7 separate regions of the Homo sapiens genome follow, and all the other regions are linked to region 1. A link is a contact called in ENCODE Hi-C or POLR2A ChIA-PET data. All regions are on one chromosome and are shown on one strand. Each heading gives the region's core, a stretch centred on a gene start or an enhancer-like site at or near the end of the contact. The rest is flanking DNA. Distances are from core to core; before and after follow the strand shown.

Region 1 (2,830 bases), core at 29-2,528:
CCCGGCTAATTTTTTGTATTTTTTAGTAGACACAGGGTTTCACCGTGTTGGCCAGGATGGTCTCGATCTCCTGACCTCGTGATCCGCCCGCCTCAGCCTCCCAAAGTGCTGGGATTACAGGCGTCAGCCACCGCGCCCGACCGGAAAAGGAAACTTTTAAAAATAGCTGCTGGTGCAACTAACTTACGTGCTCTGGTAAACAAGAAGAGATTAAAATAAAAAACAATAGCTGCCCAAATACCCCCTTTTTAAAAACTAGATGCAAAAAAAGGGAATCATCTAATCCCATATTATAAAATTAAAATTTATTTTCATTTGTTGTTGTGTAAAACTCACATGTGGAAGTGTTCCTTGCACAGGCCGCAGCATGCAATACAGTTTCACACTTCTGCCAGATATTCTATCTCAGAAAGCAAATTACCTGCAAACTAACACTGGATGACAAGTGTCACCAGAAGTGCTTTGGAAACATGATTATGTTATACAAAGACTTGGCAAATCCAACAGCATACAGTGCAACTGAAACCTTCCCCAAGGATCTGAGAAGTCTTGCCGATGGAATCCTTGGACATCAAGAGCCAGGCGAGGAGCAGTTTCCGATCTGCTGAGATTCTGCTCCGCCTTCACGCGAATCAGCATAGCCAAGTGCCCCATCCACCAGCCAAGTCCTTCAGTGCTGAGGACGCACGCATAGCCAGGACAGTCACGGGCAAACGTGACATCAAATCCGAAGGGCGGCTGTCGGCTCCCTTCCTGCCAGCCCCAGCGGGCACCCCGTCAAGTTCTCGCTCTGTAGGCAGCTGGAGTCTCAGGCTCCTCAGAACGATCACTGGGCTCTGGCACCTCTCCCCACACCTGTCTCAACCACTGGTCCGCCTCGCTCTCCTCCCTCAGGTAGCACCAGATGATCAGCGCCACGAGGAAGCAGCTGAGGGGCAGCACCTTCCACCAGGGCCGCTGATGTCCCTTTCCCATGGTATGGCCCACCGACCAGCGGTGAGGGTTGGCTTTGCTGGAGGAAAACTCAATGGGGCGGTCAGGGTCGTCCTCTTCCTCGGCGGCAGGGTGGGCCCGATCCCGGGAACCGGGCAACGGATGAAGGCTTCGGGAAGCCCAGCCTATGAGCCTCAGCGCCCGGACGGCCCTGGAAGAGAGAGAGCAGTAAGCGCTCCGCCCGCCCGCCGGTGTCTGCCCTCGGCCCTCCGAGACCTTGAGGAGCTCACCCGGCCGCCGGGGCACACAAGACACGATTCATTGCTGCCTTGACTCCTCGACTGACGCCTTGGCGCGCCGTGATAGCGTCACTTCCGTCGCCGGAAACCGGAAACCGGGCGCCATACCAGGCCTCCGCTCACGACTACAGAACGTGGTCCCAGTAGCGCAGCGGAAATGACGTTCGGCTGCGAAGAGCTCTTTCCGTCGCAGGCCCGGAGTGCGCGATGGCATGCCGGGAAATGTAGTTCTCCGTCCCTTTCGAATAGGACCGACACCCCGGTCCCTGGCCCCGAAGAGAGGCGGGCGCCGCGGGGGCGGACGTTGTCCTCAGAGAGTTGTCTGAGTTTGCCTCGGAGCAGTTCTGAACCGTCATGAAGGTGCGCGGGGCCTGGTTGGGGATCCGCGCCCTCAGCCCTGCCCGCCTGCCCTGGGCTGGGCGCCCGCACCTCTCTGCCGGCTTCCCCGAAGGCCGTGGCACCGCCCTATTTTTTTTTTTTTTTTTTTTCCGTTTAGTTCTTTTCGTGAGACAGGGACTCTCTCTGTCGCCCAGGCTGGAGTGCAGTGGCGCGATCTCACGTCACTGCGGCCTCTGAAACCGCCTTTGCAAAAATTATCACTGAGGAAATGACAGTGGAAGAGATGAGACCTAAGGGGCTCCGTCGTGCTTCCCACCCTTAAGCTGTCCTGGTTCATTCCTGGGCGTGGGCAGAGCTAACTTTGGGAAGGATTTCAGTTCATGGTTTCACTCTGAATCAAAGTCAACAGCCCTTTCCAGAAAAAACCCCCGTCTTGCCTGAAGACCAGTCTGCCTTTGCAGGACTAATAAATCAGCTGCAAAATTAGAAATTGGCCGGGCGCCGTGGCTCACGCCTGTAATCCCAGCACTTTGGGAGGCCGAGGCGGGCAGATCATGAGGTCAGGAGATCGAGACCATCCTGGCTAATACGATGAAACCCTGTCTCTACTAAAAATACAAAAAATTAGCCGGGCGTGGTGGCGGGCGCCTGTAGTCCCAGCTACTCGGGAGGCTGAGGCAGGAGAATCGCTTGAACCTGGGAGGCAGAGGTTGCAGTGAGCCGAGATGGAGCCACTGTACTCCAGCCTGGGCGACAGAGCGAGGCTCAGTCTGAAAAAAAAAAAGAGTCTGAACCTCCCCAAATTGCTCCTGGGGATAACATCACTATTGTAAAATCTAAGATCAGGCCGGGTGTGGTGGCTCACGCCTGTAATCCCAGCACTTTGGGAGGCCAAGTCGGGTGGATCACGAGGTCAGGAGTTTGAGACCAGCCTGGCCAGTATGGTGAAACCCTGTCTCTACTAAAAATACAAAAAGTAGCCTGGGGTGGTGGCGCTCGCTTGTAGTTCCAGCTACTTGGGAAGCTGAAGGAGAAGAATCGCTTGTACCCTGGAGGTGGAAGTTGCAGTGAGCCAAGATCATGCCATTGTGCTCCAGCCTGGGTGACGGAGCAAGACTCTGTCTCAAAAAGCACAACAACAACAAAAACCTAAGCTCAAAGATCAGTGCCTGAAATATTTAGCAGAGCGTGCACTGGATGGATCAGCTGGTACCACCCAGACCGGTCATCTGGCCCAACCGGTTCTGCCATGCCCGCCA
Region 2 (2,947 bases), core at 337-2,836, 780 kb before region 1:
CATCCTCTCCAGGAGCAGGCCACTGGCCTTTCCCAGGTCCTCCAGGAGGGCTGTGTCCCGAAGCCCCCATTCTGGGTTCCTGCAGAGGGTGGGGAGATGGAGTCATGGCCTGGGGGGTGCCACCCAAGCCACCTGCCACCTGAGCCAGACCCCCCGCCTCTAGCTCTGACCTGCATCTGAGCATCAGGTCAAAGTCCACGTTGCTCTGGGGGGAGATCTTCCCATTGATGGCATAGGGCTGTGGGCATGGGGACACAGCCCACTGGACCAAGGTCGGGGTATTTCCCAGAGAGCCTGGGACAGACTTGCAGGCTGGGGTTTGGAGAATGAAAGGGCACCCCCTCCCTGTCCCCAAGAGGGAGTCAGCCAAGGCCAGCCTGGTGGGCAAGGGGGTAGGGAGGCTGGCAGATGACCCAGGGAGGGGTACAGACTGGAAGTGGAGGGGAGGCCGTGCTGGTGGCTGGGCGGGGGGCAGGGAGCCCAGGAGGGAGGACTCTCAGCAGGGCAGGAGACAGCAGCTAGGACTGGGAGCGGGAGGCCCGCCGTGGACAGGCCCACTCACCCCGTAGGTGATGAGCAGGGCCCTGGGTTTGAGCAGGTGTCCTGCTGCTCTGAAGAGCCCCTGGTGAGTAGGAACAGGACGGCAGTGAGGTGCTGCCCCCAACAGAAGCCAGGCCCTGAGGCTGGAGACCCTCACCCCGACTGTGATGGGGGAGGCTGGAGACCCTCACCCCGACTGTGATGGGGGAGGCTGGAGACCCTCACCCCGACTGTGATGGGGGAGGCTGGAGACCCTCACCCCGACTGTGATGGGGGCAAATCTGGCATCCCAGCTGCCCCCATGCAGGGTGAGTGGTGCCACGGCAGACACCCATGCTGGGCTCCCCACAGACCTCCGTGCAGCGCAGGGGGCTGACATGGGCCATGTTGATGCAGAGCAACAGGTCCAGCGACTGTGGCAGGATCCCGCCCCAGTGCTCCCAGCCCCACGTCACGTCCAGGTGTAGCGGGGCCTTCACGTTGGTCAGGCCCTGGGCTTGCGTGGTGGCCGCGATGCTGCAGGAGGCGAACGCTTGGGTGGGGGCCGAGTCCTGTGCACCCGCCTTTCCGACGCCCCCACAGAATTTCTTAGGGGAGGCTGGGGGGCACGTTGAGGAGCGGAGACCAAAGCGGCTGGGAAGGGGGACCCCGAGGTCCACCCACTTCCGCAGCCGCGGGGGCCGCACAGCTAGGGCCTGCCCCGGGGGCACCCCCAGGCTCCCACCCCGCACCCTCAGAGCCCGAGCCGCATCCTTTTCCTCCGGGGCTGCGGGCCGTGGGCTCTTGAGGCCCCGGACCGCCGCACCGATAGAAGTGGCCGCCCCGGGGGCCGCACCTGTCCAGGCAGCGCTGGTCCACGTCCGACGGCTGCCACTCGGCCAGGGGGAAGGCCCGCGCGAAGTGCGCTGCGTGCTGGCCGGAGCCCGAGGCCACCTCGAGGACGCGGACGCCACGCTGGGCCGGATCCAGGTACTGCCGCAGCACGTGCAAGATGGGATCCTTGTTCCGCTCCGCGGCCGCCGCCACCAGCATCGCGGCAGCAACAACTCCCCGCCGCGGACGCGGCGCGGGTCGCGTCGGGGGCGGTGGCCGGGCTTCCGCGGGGCACGTCGGGAGCTGTAGTCCAGATACCGCGGGGCACGTCGGAAGCTGATAAACTACAACTCCCAGGAGCACGCGCGCCTCCTGTTAAAGGACCAGCAGTCGCCAGAGGCACGGTGGGGAGCGGCTCAGCGGTGTGTGGCGGTCCCAGGCAGGGGACTGAACGGCGAGCTTGGCTTGCTGGTTTACAGGCGCCTCAGCTCAGGCACCCTGTCGCCCATGGCCGTCCAGGGTTTTCAGGGCACCTGTGTCACTCTCCGAAATTTGTGTCAGCGCTGCGCCAGACTGGGCGCCTTCCCTTGGTTTCGGGTTTTCTCTACTTTTAAATTTCTGGCGTTAGCGAGAGTTCGATGTTCAAATGGGAAAAAAAACTAAGTGCGCCGCCCGGGAATCGAACCCGGGTCGCAAGAATGGGAATCTTGCATGATACCACTACACCAGCGGCGCTGTCTAAGACAGTTGCTGCCCGCGGAGACAAGAGACTGTGACGCGGGAAGTCCTCCGGGCGTGCGCCGCCGCTGGCGCCGGGCTCAGCGCAAGGGAGCTGGCGACTGCATAGGAGGACCCAGCTGGCGGGACCGCGAGGGTAAGAGTCTCGCGGTGCCCCCCAGTGCCGGAGGGGAAGGAGCGGGCGTGAAGGACGCGAGCTGGAGGACAGTCTCGATTCGGGCCTGAGCCGTGGAAGCCGTTGGCCTTCGTGAGCCGATGGGGGCGAGGCCCTGTCGGGGCGGGGCTGGGGAGAGGGCGGGGCTGGGCTGGGGCCCCCTGTTGGTCCGAGTTTAGGGCGGGGTTGCCGGAGGGGCGGGGCCATATCGGGGCGGGTCCGAGAGGGGAGGCGGGGCTGGGGGGCGGGACATGAGTGTGGACTGGCGGGTTGGGGCGGGGCCAGAGCGGGGTTGCGGCAGGGGCGGCAGGGGCGGCAGGGGCGGCAGGGGCGGCAGAGGGCGGGGCGGGCGGTCCCAGCCTGCAGAACTGGGCGGTCTGCGGGAGGGGCACGAATAATGCCCCAGGGTTTCTCTGTGACACTGGGGTAACAGCACCAGCTCAGGGCCCACGGATAGCGTGAGGGGTCGGTCGGTGACCCCCGAAATCAAGTCACAGGCCGCGATTTATGTGCGCCCGAGGGTTGGGGTCCCAGCCTCAGAGCCGGGCTCTTCTCCAGAAAGTGCCAAGCGCCTGGCTCTGCATTCAGGACTGGCTTAGCGCCTTTGCTGAGCCGTTTTTCACCAATGGGAACCCCATATCGCTCTGGCTAGGGCAAGGACGTTGGAAGGGGTAAACCAGGGAGGGCCAGTCACGTGGCTCA
Region 3 (2,787 bases), core at 5-2,504, 850 kb before region 1:
CATGCCCCCCACACCCCCTCAGGCCCTGTGCCTGGACTTTGGGGCTGGCAGCTGAAGCCTTGAGATCCTGGGCCAGCTGCCGGCACACAGCTAGGCAGACTCTCCCACCAGGTGCCCCTGCCCAGGCCTCCTAATCGGGGGCAGACAGGCAGGGAGGGTGTGGCTGGGCTGGGCTGGGCGGGGCGGCCTGGGGCAGGGGTGTGGCCCCTAAATGTCCCCAACCTCAGAGGGACCTAGAGTCCTGAGCCTCCAGTAGCTTCTCTGGGCCTGGCAGAGGTAAGGGGGAGGCAACCCTGGAGTGTCTGGAGGCCCATGGCTGGCTGAACCCTGGATGCCTTTTCTTCCGCGTCCCCATGAATGAAAGCTGTCTGGGCCTTCATTCTGCAGACAGGGACAAACAGCTCCATGCTGTTTGTCCTCCCAGTGCAGCCGTGCTGGGAGGGTCTGGGGGAGCTTCCTACAAGGAGAGACTCCTGCTGCTTTGGAAAACTGAGAAAAAATAGGGGTCTAACCCTCTCCTCCCATTTTACAAGTGGGGAAATGAGGCGTGAAAGGAGAGGCGTCTGGGTTACTCCGTGGGTCTGGGGTCCAGGGAAGGGCCTGTATGGGGGAGGGAGCTGGGAGGGGACGGTGTCTGGCTCTACCCCTGTGGGGTGGGGAGGTGGGGCTCCCCTGTATCACAGGACATCCCCCCTGAGAGGTCCCTCATATGTCTGGGTCCTGTGGGTGGGGGACTAACTGCGCAATGTAGTTAGGTGCTCAATAAACGGAGTTGCCGCTGAGGTCTGGGCTGGGGTCTTGTTCCTGGGATCGGGAGGGGCTGGACGCCTGTGTGTTCTCTCCTGACGATCGCTGGCGGCAGCCTCTGGGCTGGTCCTACCAGGGCTCAAAATTCCCGGCACCACTGGCCTTGGGGATCTGGGGGCGGCCCCTCTGCAGACAACAGAGTGACGGGGGCGGGACCGGGCTGGGGCTGGGGCCTTCCTGGAATCCCGCAGGGCCTGGGGACCTGTTCACTTGGGGAGGCTGGGAGCCAGGCGGGGTCCGGGTTCCACGAAGGCCAGGTCCAGTCAGTTTCTCAGGTGAGGAAACCGAGCTGACGCGGGGCTGGCGGCCCGGAGGCAGGCTCGGGAGGTCCGGGCCTGGGGACTGGGCGGGCACGCTGCGCCGCGGAACGCTCGGGTCGGGCGGGCGGGCGGGCAGCCCGGGCGCCTTTGGGGGCCGGACCGTCGCGCGGCAACGCGCGGAGCCGGCGGAAGTGGGGCTCGGGTCCCGCGGCGGGGCTGGAGGCAGCGAGCGCCGTCGTCTGCCCGGGCCCGCCCATCGGGGTCCCCAACCCCATCCGGACCCCGCCGCCCGAGCGCGCGGCCCCGGAAGCACCCGGTGAGCAGGGGGGGTGGGCGGCGCGCGGCGGGACCTCGGGCAGCGCCCCTGCGGCTCCGGGCCTGGGCTGGGGGCTCCGCACTCCCGCCCGCGGCGCCGCTGCTTTCTCCTCCCAGAAGTGGGGCCGCCCCCGGGCCCGCGCCGACCTGGGCCCCTGTGGACCCTGTGCAAGGGCGGTCGGCGGCCCGGGCCTGGCTGTGGGCCCTTCGCAGTTGTCCCGGTTTGCAGGAAAGGGCAAAAAACGGAATCGTAGGCTCTTCCCAAATGAGAGGGGAAGGCCCTGCTTGAGGAAGGCAAGCAAGTTTGTTTGTTTGTTTGTTTTGAGACGGGGTCTCACCATGTTGCCCAGGCTGAACTCGTGTTTGTTTTTCATTATTTATTTATTTTGAGAGGGAGTCTCGCTCTGTCGCCCAGGCTGGAGTGCAATGGCGCGATCTCGGGTCACTGCAACCGCTGCCTCCCGGGTTCCAGCGATTCTCCTGCCTCAGCCTCCCCAGTAGCTGGGATTACAGGTGCCCACCACCACGCCCGGCTAATTTCTGTATTTTTAGTAGAGACTTGGTTTCACCCCCATCGAGGCTGGTCTTAAGCTCCTGACCTCAAGTGATCCGCCCGCCTCGGCCTCCCAAAGTGCTGGGATTACAGGCGTGAGCCACCGCGCCAGGTTGGTGTTTATTTTTCAAACAAGGCGCTGGGAAACGCAAATTCTCCAGAGCTCTTGTGGAGCGGTGGCAGGGAGGGGCGGCTCAGCCAGAGATGGCCCTGGCCCGTCCTAACTGGGCTGGGGTGCCCCCATTCCCTCATTCACGGGGAGGAGAGGGAAGTCTTAGTCTTACTACTTTATATGGTCGACCTCCCTACCTGCCTGGTCTGGGAATGGCTTCTCAAGAGCACTCGGGCTCATTCTTAGCAGAGGAAGCTCTTCTGGCTAGCCTGGCGCCCGTGTGTGTGTGTGTGTGTGTGTGTGTGTGTGTGTGTGTGTGTGTGTGTGTGTGTGTGTGTGTGTGTGTGTCTGGCTAGCCTGGTGCCCGTGTGTGTGTGTGTGTGTCTGGCTAGCCTGGCACCCGTGGCTAGCCTGGCGCCCGTGTGTGTGTGTGTGTGTGTCTGGCTAGCCTGTGTGTGTCTGGTTAGCCTGTGTGTGTGTGTGTGTGTCTGGCTAGCCTGTGTGTGTGTGTGTGGCTAGCCTGGCGCCCGTGTGTGTGTGTGTGTCTGGCTAGCCTGGCAACCATGGCTAGCCTGGTGCCCGTGTGTGTGTGTGTGTCTGGCTAGCCTGGGACCCGTGGCTAGCCTGGTGCCCGTGTGTGTGTGTCTGGCTAGCCTGTGTGTGTCTGGTTAGCCTGTGTGTGTGTGTGTGTGTTTGTGTCTGGCTAGCCTGTGTGTGTCTGGTTAGCCTGTGTGTGTGTG
Region 4 (2,726 bases), core at 227-2,726, 740 kb before region 1:
ACCTGAGGGTGTACTGTGGGGCCGGCCAGCCGGGCACTGTGGCCACCGCCTCATCTGACATGAAGGCCTCCATCTCTGGAGCTCCAGCTGCCAGGACTGCTGTGAACAGCGAGGAGAAGCAGCCAGACACACCCCATCAGGACAAGCTCTGGGAGACCCTGCTCCCAGCAGCCCAGGGCCCTATGGTTCCTGCTCCTAGCGACACGCAAGGGCCCAGACTGCCCGCTTCACAGACAAGAACGCCTATGTACCCAAGTCGTGCCCACCCAACTCACCCGAGGCTGTGGTGGGCCCACACCGCAGAGGGCACACAGCTCGGTGACTGCAGCCCCCACATCTGGCAGGAGGCAGAAGGTGGCGGTCGAACAGTGCACAACCAGCTCAGGGGGATTGGTGGCCACCAGCTGCTGCAGACGTGGCCGGAAGCGCCCCTCTGTGGGAGGCCAGGTCAGGGTGCCTGGGGTGCTGGACCCACCAGGGAGGCCCCGCCCCCACTGGAGACACCCGCCCCGCCGATGCCACGCCCCAATGAAGACCCGCGCTACGGAGGCCCTGCCCTCGGGGCGGGCCGCCCTTCACAGTCAAGCTGCCAGGCCAGCAGCCGCTCCAGCTCCCTGTCACATGCTTCTCTGCTCTGCCCCTGATGGCCGCTGGCAACTCTTCCCGATACCTGAGGAAGGGCGGTGAGGGGAGGACTGGCCACGGAGGACGCTCGCCCCACCGATCTCTATCCCCTTCCACTCTACCAACAGTCCGGGGCTTCCAGCCGCCCTCGGGGGCTCGCGCTCGCCCGTAGCACCTCTCGTGGCGCTCCAGAATGGCAGCCCAGCGACTGGGGTCCTCACACCCCACAGCGCGTGGGAAGCCGCTACGTTCACGCGCAGGGGCGGGAGGCGGCGGCTGGGGGCGGGGCCTCTGCTGATGGGGCCGGGTGCTGGGGGCGGGGCCTCTGGATTGGGCGGTTGCTGGGGGCGGGGCCTCTGCGGATGGGGCTGGGGGCGGGGCCTCTGCTGATGGGGCCGGCGGCTGGGGGCGGGGCCTCTGGATTGGGCGGCTGCTGGGGGCGGGGCCTCTGCGGATGGGGCCGGCTGCTGGGGGCGGGGCCTCTGGATGGGGCCGGCTGCCGGGGGAGGGGTCTCTGCGCGTTGGGACAGGGGCGGAACCCCAGGTGGTCGGGACAGGCTGTTGCGGGAGCGCGCCCTCAGCGAAGCAAGTGAGGCATCTCACTGGGAAAGTCGAATGTGTGTGGCGGCCGCCGCCGAGGCGGGTTCCGAAGAGACCTCAGCAGGGCAGGCCAGGGCCTACGCGAACGCCCACCCTTAAGAGCGCGGGGACAGGGAACTGGAGCGTTCCTCCCAGCCCCCGACGTCGCGGGCCCAGTGTCCCCGTCCAGGCTGGTTGGGCGCACGCGCGGCCCCACTCGCCCCCACGCGTGCGTCCCCGCTGGTCCCGCCCCCGGCCGGAAGTTCCGGCGGCGGAGCTGGGCCGGGCCCGAGCGGATCGCGGGCTCGGGCTGCGGGGCTCCGGCTGCGGGCGCTGGGCCGCGAGGCGCGGAGCTTGGGAGCGGAGCCCAGGCCGTGCCGCGCGGCGCCATGAAGGGCAAGGAGGAGAAGGAGGGCGGCGCACGGCTGGGCGCTGGCGGCGGAAGCCCCGAGAAGAGCCCGAGCGCGCAGGAGCTCAAGGAGCAGGGCAATCGTCTGTTCGTGGGCCGAAAGTACCCGGAGGCGGCGGCCTGCTACGGCCGCGCGATCGTGAGTGCGCCCGCGCGGGGAGGGCGGCGGCGGTGGCACCGGGGAGGGCCGGGCCCGGGCCCGGCCGGCCCCACCGAGGGTCTGGCTCCTCTTCGGGGCGTGTCCTCGGCTCCCAAAGCCCAGCCGTGGTTCTCGAGCCCAGCGCCGGGTGCCGGAGAACGAGGGTGCGATGCTGGATGGAGGCCGGCCGGGTGGGGGGAGGGCAGGGGCCCTCGACCCTTGAGGACCCCAGGTCCTAAGCCCGGACTCTCCAAAGATTTGGAAAACTTTACAAAACCAAGTGGAATCAAGCGGATAGGCTCAGCCAGTACTCCACTGTGCACAGATCCTTGGACCCAGGGGCTTTGACAACTGAGAAACCTAGTTTCTTGATTCTAGCCAGAGCGCAGAAGCTGGGACGGGCCGTGGGTCAGAGTGGGCACGCTGAGCCTACGCCCTCATGCGGCTGGCCCGGCCTTGGTCCCTAGACCCGGAACCCGCTGGTGGCCGTGTATTACACCAACCGGGCCTTGTGCTACCTGAAGATGCAGCAGCACGAGCAGGCCCTGGCCGACTGCCGGCGCGCCCTGGAGCTGGACGGGCAGTCTGTGAAGGCGCACTTCTTCCTGGGGCAGTGCCAGCTGGAGATGGAGAGCTATGATGAGGCCATCGCCAATCTGCAGCGAGGTTGGCTGACAAGCTGCCCGGTTGTGGGGCCTCTGGGGCCAGGCGGGTGGACTGGCCAGAGAGTGACGTGAAGCCCCCGTTCCCCAGCTTACAGCCTGGCCAAGGAGCAGCGGCTGAACTTCGGGGACGACATCCCCAGCGCTCTTCGAATCGCGAAGAAGAAGCGCTGGAACAGCATTGAGGAGCGGCGCATCCACCAGGAGAGCGAGCTGCACTCCTACCTCTCCAGGCTCATTGCCGCGGAGCGTGAGAGGTGGGACCCTCACCCCAGGCCGCCCTGTCTTGGGATAATTCTGAATCACCGACTCC
Region 5 (2,819 bases), core at 83-2,582, 890 kb before region 1:
ACCACTGGCCCCTGGCCAGGGAGCCACCTAGGCAGTGCCAGGGAAGGACTGGGAAGGGAAGAGAACCTGCGGTCCCTGAGTGAGGCCTTGACTGCACCCTCTCCTGTGGTTCGAAAGCCACACTTGGCCAGTATCCTGCCATGCAGGTGAGGAAGCTGGGGAGGACAGGGTCCCAGAGCCTTGTCCAAGTTGCAGAGAGGAGAGCCAGCTCTCACTCTGCAGCCCTCTGTGCCCCCAGACCCCCACTGGCCCCCGGGGACACATTTCCTGCCCTTGGGATGCTTTGGCATGGATATAGTCTGGGAACAAACGGCACATCCAGCTGCCCTGCCTGTCTCCACAGAGGGGGCAGCAGACCTAGGGGGAGGTGTCCAAGACACAGGAATGAAGTGTCCTTACCAAAAGCTTCCGAGGACAGAAATAAACCCCTCCTGCCAGCTTCTGCACTGACTGCAGCTAGAAGCCGAGCTCCACGTGGGACACAGGTGTCCCTGCTGCGGCATCTCAGCATGACGGAGGCCCATCCTTGGCTTTCCTGGAGCATGAATATCCTCTGAGGAGCACTGGCCCTGGCCTTGTAGGTCTTGCTGAGACTGGCTTAGATTTTCTGGCCCAGGAGCAATCGTCACCCAACCTCCCACTTGTAAATCTCGCCACAGAATCGGCCCACAACCGTCTCTCCGGAATCTCGGCGGACCAGCCCTGCTCCTGTGTCTCCCTCTCCCGCAGAGCCACTGCCTTCTCAGGCTCCTCAAGTGCACCTAAGAGCGGGAGTCTGGCTGCCCTCAGCACTCGCGTCCCGCCCTGCAGCCTGATAAGCTTGACGCCAAGGCATTCTCCCGAGAGCCGGCCCAGCAGCTGCTGGCAGGAGAGTGGCCTCAGGGCAGCGGGAAGGGGACCTCCGGGGAGAGAATGAGGCCTGCGCAAGGGTCCTGGAAGGACCCAGGAGTCGCCCCGGCTTCCCTCCCCCAGGCCCTGGTTGGGCGCCGTGGGCCGCGTCCCAGTTGAGCCCGGCGTGGCCGTTTAATGGCGTCCCTCCGCGACCGAGGACGAAGGGGCCTAGAGAGGCTGTGCCCAAGCGACGCTGCGAGGCCAGGCCGCGTCTCGGGCCAGGGCGGTCCCCTTGCCACCGCCGCTCTTGGCCGCCAGGACCAAGCACAGCACGCAGCGTCGCGAAAGGGGCGGTCCTGGAAGGCGCGAAGGGGTCTCCGGGTCTCGCGAACACGGCGGGGTCGGGGCGGAGTCGTGGGTCCTCGGTCGAGCGGCCGCCCAGAGCCCCGCGGGACACGGACGGCCCCAGCCCGGCTCCCCGCGAGCCCCACGCGTCTGTGACGCCGCTGATGCGCAGACGCCGCGGCTGCAGGCCCCGCCCCTCCGTGCCCCTCGCAAGGCCCTCTGGGAGTTGTAGTTCCAGCTCCTCCTCGGGCCGCCCCACTCCCTGATAATCCTGGAGCGCGGCGCCTCCCGGGGACCGAGGCCTCGGGCCCGGCCGTCTCCAGCAGCGAGGGCAGGAGAAGTGGCCCGGGCGGTCGGCGGACTGGGAGGGCGCCACCCGAGGACTACAACTCCCGGCCTGCCTCGCGCAGGCACCGCCCCGAGCTTCCGCCCCGTCGGCGCCGCGCAGCCCTGTGGGAGCCGTAGTCCGGGCGCGCGATTCACAGCGCCGCGTGCGCCCCGGGCGCGCCGTAGCCGCGGGGCCCGGGCCGGGCGCTACGCTACGAAGGCAGCGTAAGGCGGGCGCCGGACGCGGGCAGGGGCCGGGGCCGGAGCCGGGTCGGGGCGCCCCGCGGCTGAGGAGCGGGAGGCCGTCCGGGCAGCGCGGCCGGCGGCGAGAGGGGCCCCGCCGCTCTCCGGAGGCAGAAGTTGTGGATCGGCCGGCGGGGGCGAGCGGGCCCGGGGGCCGGGGCCGCGCTGCCCGGGCCGCGAGGACGAGGCGGCGCCGCCGGGCTGTGGAGGTGAGTCCCGTCGGCCGGGCCCGGCCGGGCGCCCAGCCGGGGACCCCGGGCGGGGAGCGCGGGCCCGGAGGGCGGCGGGGAGCGCGGGCTCGGCGGGGCGCAGGAGGCCTCGGGGGCCGGGCGCGCCGGGCTCCGAGCCAGGGCAGGGACGGCAGGGCCCCCGGAGTGGGGTCAGCCCGCCGCCCGCTGGCGCCTCCAGGCTGGTGGGGGCCAGGGCTGGGCGATGCTTCGCAGAGGAACCCAGAGGAAGGCGGGAAGTCGGCAGGGACCTGGGCCATGTGGGTCACTTGAGGCCAGCCCCGGGGGCCGCGCACACCGGAGGCGGCCTCGGCCCTGCCTGCCCTTGAGTGCCCTTATATCCGGGCCCATCGTGCGGTCCTGGCCGCCTTAGGGATGTTGTGCTTGGTGCGGGCATCACTCCCCTCACTTGGGGAACGGCCTGGGGGCGGCCACCTGGCGTGGAGGGGCTGGCGGGAGCCCCGTCTGTGCCAGCCATGCCAGTGTTCTCTTCCGTGTTCCTCTGGGGCTGCTGCGGCACCAGCTGGGAAGTTGCAAATCTGCTGTCCTCCCGCTGGCTGCAGAAGGGGCCCCTCTAGTCCTGACCGGGGGAACTCTTGTGTGGTCAGCTGGCCCTGGCCGGGCGAGCTCTCGGGGCCCCCTTACTGCTCTGGAGTTTGTTACCGGACTGCAGGTAACAAGACCCGGAAAGCAATGGTGAGGCCCAGAACCTGAGGCCAGGCCTGGGTGTGTGGGGCCAGTGGGGAAGACTGGGACTCCGTTGGGTGCTGAAGAGTTGTGTGCTTCTCCTTCGGGAAACCCGGATCTCTTCCTCTGCCCAGGTCTGAGGGGTGCGGAAACGTGAGT
Region 6 (2,700 bases), core at 140-2,639, 780 kb after region 1:
AATCCCAGCTACCCGGGAGGCTGAGGCAGGAGAATAGCTTGAACCCGGGAGGTGGAGATTGTGGAGAGCCGAGATCGCACCACTGCACTCCAGCCTGGCAACAAAGCGAGACTCCGTCTCAATAAAAAAAAAAAAAAAAAGAAAGAAGAAGTGGGAAGAGGCCGGGCGCAGTGGCTCACGCCTGTAATCCCAGCACTTTGGGAGGCTGAGGTAGGCGGATCACTTGAGGTCAGGAGTTTGAGACCAGCCTTGCGAACATGGTGAAATCCCGTCTCCACTAAAAATACAAAAATCAGCCAGGTGTGGTGGTGCGTGCCTGTAATCCCAGCTACTCGGGAGGCTGAGGCAGGAAAATCGCTTGAACCTGGGAGGCAGAGGTTTTGCAGTGAGTCGAGATTGCACCACTGCACTCCAGCCTGGGCGAGAAAGCGAGACTCTGTCTCGAGAGAAAAAAAAAAAAAAGGTGGGAAGAAGGAAAAGTATCCACTGGATTTAGCAAAGTGAGATTGTCAGTGACCTTGAGGAATTTCCACTGGAGAGCTAGAGAGCTGGGGGTAAAAGGCAGATGACTGGGGTTGCGGAATGAGTGGGAGGTGAGGACGTGGAACTAGAAAAATGGTGAGGACCGCTCTTTGAAGAAGATAATTTGGGATTGTTTTATGGTGTTTTTTTAAAGGCTAACCGGCAGGAAGGAGAGGAGGTGAAGGTATAGGAAGGAAGGCTCCATGGGAACTATGGCCTGGTCAAGGGACAAGATGCACCCCCTCTGCGGCCAGAGGAAGGGGTGCAGCCAGGTCTGTAAGAGCAGCAGGAAAAAACCATGCGACAGCCTGTCTCAAGGGTGAGGGCACCGGCGTGGAGCTCACAGAGCTGGAATGAGGGCCTGTGGTTTTGAGGGGGACCCTGGGCTCAGTGGGATGTCCTGAGGGTCAGGCTGGGGCTGGGGTGCCAGATCTAGCAAGTAAAACTACAGGATACCCAATAAAATTTTTTTAGCATAAGTATTTCCCATGCAATGTCCTGGATATACTTACACTAAAAAAAAAATTATTCGTTACTTGTCTGAATTCAAGTCCTGTAATTTTCAGCCAATCCTAGCCCAGCGTGGCGCAGTAGTGGGTCAGGGAGGGCACCGGAACAGCGCGACCCGACAGCCCGGGAAACGGACAGCCGTGTCAGAAGGGCAGGTGCCAGTGGGCAGGAGGCCGGAGAGAAAGCCGCAGCTTCCTTCCACCTCGCGCCGGGCCCGCGGCCGCGCACGGGGACCGCTCCGAGTTCCTCCCGGCGGGAACCCCCCGCCCCAGAACTTTGGTCTCGTCCCACCCACCCCCGCCCGCGCCATGGTCTCGCCCTAGGGAGCCATCGATAACTCTACGCTCGGCCTCGATCGACTCGCTCCGGCTCCCCTCGCCGTCCTGGACACGGCGGAGTGCGGAGCCGCCCGTAAGGTACGGAGGCCGCGAGCCAGGGGCCGGGAACCGGCTGCTGGGTGGCTGGGAGAGCACGGCCAGGGGAAGCCGGCCAGCAGGACGGAGCAAGGGCGGTCACCGGAGGAAAGGGGAGCTCGGGGGTCCAGCCAGACTGCGCCCTTTCCCATCAGGGCCTGCCGCTGGCCTGCTACGCATGCGCAGCCGCAGCGCTCGGCTTTCCCCGGCCCATCCGCCGCCTTGCGCACGCGCAGCCCGCCCCTGCGGCAGAGTGGCGCCCGCGCGTGACTCCCCCCTGCCGGCTGCGGAGGTGGGGGGGGGACGGCGCCCCCGCCGTGTGCGTGGGGCGGGGATGGAGCACGCGCCCTGGAGCCCCGGAGCCAGGTATCACGCGTGTGACGCGTGTCCCTGAACCTACCTGCGCTTCTTGTCCCAACTCTAAAATGGGAATGATAAGCGCCATTCGGCAGCGCCTTGTGGGTCTATAATCTACTTAGCACAGAGAGTGTCTTCTAAGTACTTCACATCCTTCTCTGCAGATGCTCTGACCTTTGACCCCTGCCGTTCAGCTCTAGGGCCCGTGCAGGCCACACCATGAACACCTCCCCAGGCACGGTGGGCAGTGACCCGGTCATCCTGGCCACTGCAGGCTACGACCACACCGTGCGCTTCTGGCAGGCCCACAGCGGCATCTGCACCCGGACGGTGCAGCACCAGGACTCCGTATCCTCCACCCGGGGCGGGCAGGGCGGCGCTGGGGGGATGCCTCGTGTGGGGACCACAGCCTGTGTGAAGGCCAGATGGTGGAGGCCTGGGGGGCCCTGGCCTCAGGGCTACCTTCCCGTCATCCTCCTTAACAGTCCCAGCAGGTGAATGCCTTGGAGGTCACACCGGACCGCAGCATGATTGCTGCTGCAGGTATCTGTGATCCTTGATCTCTAAACTCCTGAGCTCTGGTGGGTCGACCTCAGCACAGCCAAGCTTCAGTTCAGCCTGTGTCCCTAGGTTACCAGCACATCCGCATGTATGATCTCAACTCCAATAACCCTAACCCCATCATCAGCTACGACGGCGTCAACAAGAACATCGCGTCTGTGGGCTTCCACGAAGACGGCCGCTGGATGTACACGGGCGGCGAGGACTGCACAGCCAGGATCTGGGACCTCAGGTGCGGTGGGGAGGGGGCGTGCTGCCCGGGGCTGGGGTGGGCTGCTCTGGGAGACCGTTTTAGGTTGGGTTCTCTTCAAGCAGAGGCTGAGACAGGGAGCTTCCT
Region 7 (2,900 bases), core at 145-2,644, 730 kb after region 1:
GCCTTGTGATAAAATGTGGGAAATCACAGAAAACACCAGAAACAACAACTGCCAGCCCGGCCTGGCCACAGGTGAGGTCTGTGATTTCCGAGCACGCTCCACCTTGCACTCAACTTGGCCTTTTGATTGCACAAGCCTTTGTTTTCAGTCCTAGTGAATAAAGTTGTGTTTTCTGGAGCGTCTGTCTCATCTGTTGAAAAAAATCCACTTCTAGAGCAGGATGCTGGAGTTTGAGAGACTCAGCAAGGCCCAGAACCCTCAGCAGGTGTGTGGCTACCATTCCTCCATGGCCCATGGCTGCCTCCCTAAGGAGGCACATGGGAACCCTAGGTGGTGTCAACTTCCCTCCACAAATCTCAAAAGCCTTTTTGGACTCACCCTGGGGCAAAAGGCATGAAAAACAGTATTTGACTGGGCGTGGTGGCTCACACCTGTGATCCCAGCACTTTGGGAGGCTGAGGTGGGCAGATCACCTGAGGTCAGGAGTTTGAGACCAGCCTAACACGGAGAAACCCCGTCTCTACTAAAAATACAAAATTAGCCGGGCGTGGTGGTGGGCGCCTGTAATTCCAGCCATTTGGGAGGCTCAGGCAGGAAAATCGCTTGAGGTGGAGGTTGTGCCATCGCACTCCCGCCTGGGAAACGAGCAAAACTCCGTCTCAAAAAAAAAAAAAAAAAATCACGGGCAGAAATGGAGAAGGCAATCCCAAGAGATGAAAAGTCACTGGTAACGAGCTTCCGTTTTCATGTCTGTACCCTTTTCCAAGATTGCCTGTGGATCAGCCAGACCTCTGGGGTGCCAGAATAGGAAAATAAAGACACTTGAGAGAAAACCGAATCAACTCACTACCTTTCTTTATTGCTAAGCACTTCAATAGACACAGCGCCCACCTTACCGCTAGGCCCTCCGGATTGAGGTTTACTTAGGTTCAAAACTTGCAGCCGGCTCGCGACGAAACCTGAAAGTCAGCGCCAAAATACAGACATTAAGTCCCCACTCCTTCGTTTCGGGCAACACCTGTTTCCACTCTCAGCTCCCCGTCAGGAGTGCGCACCCTCAAGCCTCAGTCTTGCTAAATAATCAGACTGCACGTGCAGTTTTCATACGAGGTGTCAGAAGTCAAAGCAATTCATCACAGACTGGGAGAATAAGGGAACCCAAGCCCGGCCCAGTCTTACCTGCAGGTAGCTGAGGGCCTGAGATTCGGGAAGAAACCTTTAAACGCTAAGGGACAAAGTGGTGCGTAGGCCAGGCCTGGACGCCCAGGGACCTGGCCGGCCTGCAGCGTTCGGACGGCCCTCAAAGCCACGCTCGTGGCTCAGTTCGTCCCAAGATCGTAGCACATGGCGAACGTATTAACAAACCTCTTCCCCCTCGGACTCGACCCCGAAAAGACAGGGGCGGGCGAGGCTCAAGCTTTTATAGAAACTGTCCCACCTCTGTCATTGGGCTATCCTGGCGGAAGTGCCCGCCTTCCCCCGCCGCTGGTACGCTCCGCTCCCTGCCGCGTTGTTTCCACCAATCGTACCGTGGCATTTCTTTTGGAGACGGTCTCTCAGACCCAGACCCGAAGCTCCTCCCTTATGCAGAGTCCGTGAAGCCTAACGGTGAGTGACGGATGAACAAAGCCAATCAGACTTCGATCTGCAACATAGAGTGATTCTGAAGCTGCCATTCCCGCCCCGCGACGACGAGGCCGCCGGAAGTCGTAGTTTCGGAAGTGCGGCGCGTGAGGCAGCCGTCCGGGCCCGGAGAGGCGGGGAACTACACGTCCCGGCGGGCGCAGCGGCCTGGCGCTTCCGGCTCGCGCGTCTAGTCCCTTTCCCGGCCGGCGGCCGAGGGGGCATCATGAAGCGGGCTGGCGGCGCTGCCGCTCCCGGGCGGCCGCGGGCGGGTGAGTGTCCCCGCGGCGCGCCCGACCCGGGGCTCGCGCCTCGGGACCGCGCGGTGGGGCGGGATCGGGCGCGTGGAGATCGAGGCGAGGCGAGGCGAGGCGAGGGGTCGGGCCGGGGCGGGGAGGGGGGGGCGGGGCTGAGACGGTCGGGGTCGGGGTCAGGGTCGGGGTCCGCGTCGCTGTCCGTCCGCCAGTCAGTAGTCCGTCCCTCGCTCCGTCCTGTTCTCGCGCAGTTCTTTACTCATTCCTTCTTCCTGCATTCCCCGAGACTCCCGGGTGCCAGGCACTGTTCTGGGCGCCGGGAGACCGCGGAGAACACGGTCCCAGTTCTCCTGTGCTCGGCGTCTGCTGCAGGGTTCCCCAACCTCCGCACCATCGACCACGCGGCCCGGGTCGCTTTTTGCTGCGAGGAGCTGCCCTGTACATTGTAGGATGTGGAACAGCTTGCCTGGCTCCTGGCCGCTAGATACCAGTAAACACCACCCCTTCCTCAATTGCGATAACAAATGTCTCCATGCATTGGCAAATGCCTCCTGCGGAACAACTCCCCCCATCCCCCATCTAGACAGACAGGGTGGTGGGATTGACAATAGGTAGTTAAAATCATGGGGAGCAGCGGTATGTGCTGTGAAAGAAAGAAAGAGGGTGCTGAAAAAGTGAGTACTGGCCGGGGGTAGGGGCGGCGCTACCGTTAGCCAAAGGCCTGTTGGAGAAGCAGCCAGTCCCAGGACATGCAGGAGGAGCATTCCAAGTAGAAAGAGCCAGATGTACATAGGCCTGGGGTGAGAAGGGGCCTGACGCACCCCAGCAAGCACTGGCAAGTGGAGAGGTGAAGTCGATGAGGCCGGACCAGGCTCACAGGGTGCATGGTGGGGTGGGGCGGGGGGGTTATTATGCTGGCAAATGACTTGGGGTTGAGGAAGCGCTGGAGAGGCGGTCCGATCTAGGTCCAGTAAAGAGCTTTCTAACTGTGTGTGGACCACAGACTTCAGAGTTCACTGGGGA

What was found. A loop is a pair of places that touch in the nucleus more often than their neighbours do. ChIA-PET counts read pairs that join two places held with the same protein, here RNA polymerase II (POLR2A). Pooled maps may share reads with other maps.
Region 2: a map of CD8-positive, alpha-beta T cell shows a loop between it and region 1 (18-fold over the local background). The contact joins the promoter of METTL26 here to the promoter of UQCC4 in region 1. A Hi-C loop is called at or near these places in 1 of 168 maps with a recorded cell type or tissue (CD8-positive, alpha-beta T cell), 5 of 37 single-sample maps with no recorded cell type and 9 of 50 pooled maps. POLR2A ChIA-PET finds 5 or more read pairs at or near these places in 3 of 52 experiments (CD8-positive, alpha-beta memory T cell, K562 and activated B cell).
Region 3: a loop to region 1 is called in a pooled map, with 7 times the contacts of the local background. The contact joins the promoter of PIGQ here to the promoter of UQCC4 in region 1. A Hi-C loop is called at or near these places in 1 of 37 single-sample maps with no recorded cell type and 3 of 50 pooled maps. POLR2A ChIA-PET finds 5 or more read pairs at or near these places in 1 of 52 experiments (OCI-LY7).
Region 4: a map of dorsolateral prefrontal cortex shows a loop between it and region 1 (2.3-fold over the local background). The contact joins the promoter of STUB1 here to the promoter of UQCC4 in region 1. A Hi-C loop is called at or near these places in 3 of 168 maps with a recorded cell type or tissue (CD4-positive, alpha-beta T cell, dorsolateral prefrontal cortex and naive thymus-derived CD4-positive, alpha-beta T cell), 1 of 37 single-sample maps with no recorded cell type and 13 of 50 pooled maps. POLR2A ChIA-PET finds 5 or more read pairs at or near these places in 1 of 52 experiments (activated B cell).
Region 5: a pooled map shows a loop between it and region 1 (16-fold over the local background). The contact joins the promoter of LINC00235 here to the promoter of UQCC4 in region 1. A Hi-C loop is called at or near these places in 3 of 37 single-sample maps with no recorded cell type and 9 of 50 pooled maps. POLR2A ChIA-PET finds 5 or more read pairs at or near these places in 1 of 52 experiments (naive thymus-derived CD8-positive, alpha-beta T cell).
Region 6: a pooled map shows a loop between it and region 1 (10-fold over the local background). The contact joins the promoter of MLST8 here to the promoter of UQCC4 in region 1. A Hi-C loop is called at or near these places in 1 of 168 maps with a recorded cell type or tissue (CD4-positive, alpha-beta T cell) and 7 of 50 pooled maps. POLR2A ChIA-PET finds 5 or more read pairs at or near these places in 1 of 52 experiments (Panc1).
Region 7: a pooled map shows a loop between it and region 1 (19-fold over the local background). The contact joins the promoter of SNHG19 here to the promoter of UQCC4 in region 1. A Hi-C loop is called at or near these places in 2 of 37 single-sample maps with no recorded cell type and 10 of 50 pooled maps. POLR2A ChIA-PET finds 5 or more read pairs at or near these places in 7 of 52 experiments (BJ, CD4-positive, alpha-beta T cell, CD4-positive, alpha-beta memory T cell and 4 more).

What each region holds. Positions count from the first base shown.
Region 1 is chr16:1,419,469-1,422,298 of GRCh38, forward strand. It overlaps UQCC4 (ubiquinol-cytochrome c reductase complex assembly factor 4), which reads right to left and starts at 1,279. Exons shown (of 2, transcript NM_001272051.2): 1 at 1,224-1,279; 2 at 284-1,144. The coding sequence starts at 1,255. The coding sequence ends at 778. RefSeq lists enhancers at 570-1,425, 913-982, 993-1,042, 1,293-1,452, 1,426-2,279 and 1 more.
Region 2 is chr16:634,719-637,665 of GRCh38, forward strand. It overlaps METTL26 (methyltransferase like 26), which reads right to left and starts at 1,587. Exons shown (of 6, transcript NM_032366.5): 1 at 1,376-1,587; 2 at 894-1,056; 3 at 563-622; 4 at 171-238; 5 at 1-79. The coding sequence starts at 1,572. TRG-CCC2-2 (tRNA-Gly (anticodon CCC) 2-2) reads right to left here and starts at 2,088; the gene lies at 2,018-2,088. It overlaps LOC100287175 (a long non-coding RNA gene), which reads left to right and starts at 2,234. Exons shown (of 4, transcript NR_149003.1): 1 at 2,234-2,338. RefSeq lists enhancers at 527-1,186, 2,617-2,947 and silencers at 1,249-1,428, 1,479-1,598.
Region 3 is chr16:568,714-571,500 of GRCh38, forward strand. PIGQ (phosphatidylinositol glycan anchor biosynthesis class Q) reads left to right here and starts at 1,255. Exons shown (of 11, transcript NM_004204.5): 1 at 1,255-1,383. NHLRC4 (NHL repeat containing 4) reads left to right here. Exons shown (of 2, transcript NM_001301159.2): 2 at 1-782. RefSeq lists silencers at 1,122-1,281, 1,352-1,571 and an enhancer at 2,202-2,787.
Region 4 is chr16:678,934-681,659 of GRCh38, forward strand. It overlaps STUB1 (STIP1 homology and U-box containing protein 1), which reads left to right and starts at 1,477. Exons shown (of 7, transcript NM_005861.4): 1 at 1,477-1,751; 2 at 2,219-2,417; 3 at 2,505-2,670. The coding sequence starts at 1,593. It also overlaps the pseudogene STUB1-DT. RefSeq lists silencers at 956-1,065, 1,346-1,555 and enhancers at 2,236-2,285, 2,256-2,726.
Region 5 is chr16:526,075-528,893 of GRCh38, forward strand. It overlaps LINC00235 (long intergenic non-protein coding RNA 235), which reads right to left and starts at 1,333. Exons shown (of 1, transcript NR_024121.1): 1 at 773-1,333. It overlaps CAPN15 (calpain 15), which reads left to right and starts at 1,638. Exons shown (of 14, transcript NM_005632.3): 1 at 1,638-1,955. RefSeq lists an enhancer at 197-758.
Region 6 is chr16:2,204,065-2,206,764 of GRCh38, forward strand. It overlaps MLST8 (MTOR associated protein MLST8), which reads left to right and starts at 1,390. Exons shown (of 9, transcript NM_022372.6): 1 at 1,390-1,448; 2 at 1,967-2,150; 3 at 2,294-2,345; 4 at 2,433-2,595. The coding sequence starts at 2,022. RefSeq lists enhancers at 365-1,205, 2,045-2,700 and a silencer at 1,298-1,947.
Region 7 is chr16:2,153,964-2,156,863 of GRCh38, forward strand. It overlaps SNHG19 (small nucleolar RNA host gene 19), which reads right to left and starts at 1,395. Exons shown (of 2, transcript NR_132114.1): 1 at 1,180-1,395; 2 at 819-959. It overlaps RAB26 (RAB26, member RAS oncogene family), which reads left to right. Exons shown (of 9, transcript NM_014353.5): 9 at 1-202. It overlaps TRAF7 (TNF receptor associated factor 7), which reads left to right and starts at 1,819. Exons shown (of 21, transcript NM_032271.3): 1 at 1,819-1,895. It overlaps SNORD60 (small nucleolar RNA, C/D box 60), which reads right to left and starts at 1,142; the gene lies at 1,060-1,142. RefSeq lists enhancers at 1,184-1,383, 2,254-2,353, 2,364-2,503, 2,427-2,900 and a silencer at 1,864-1,953.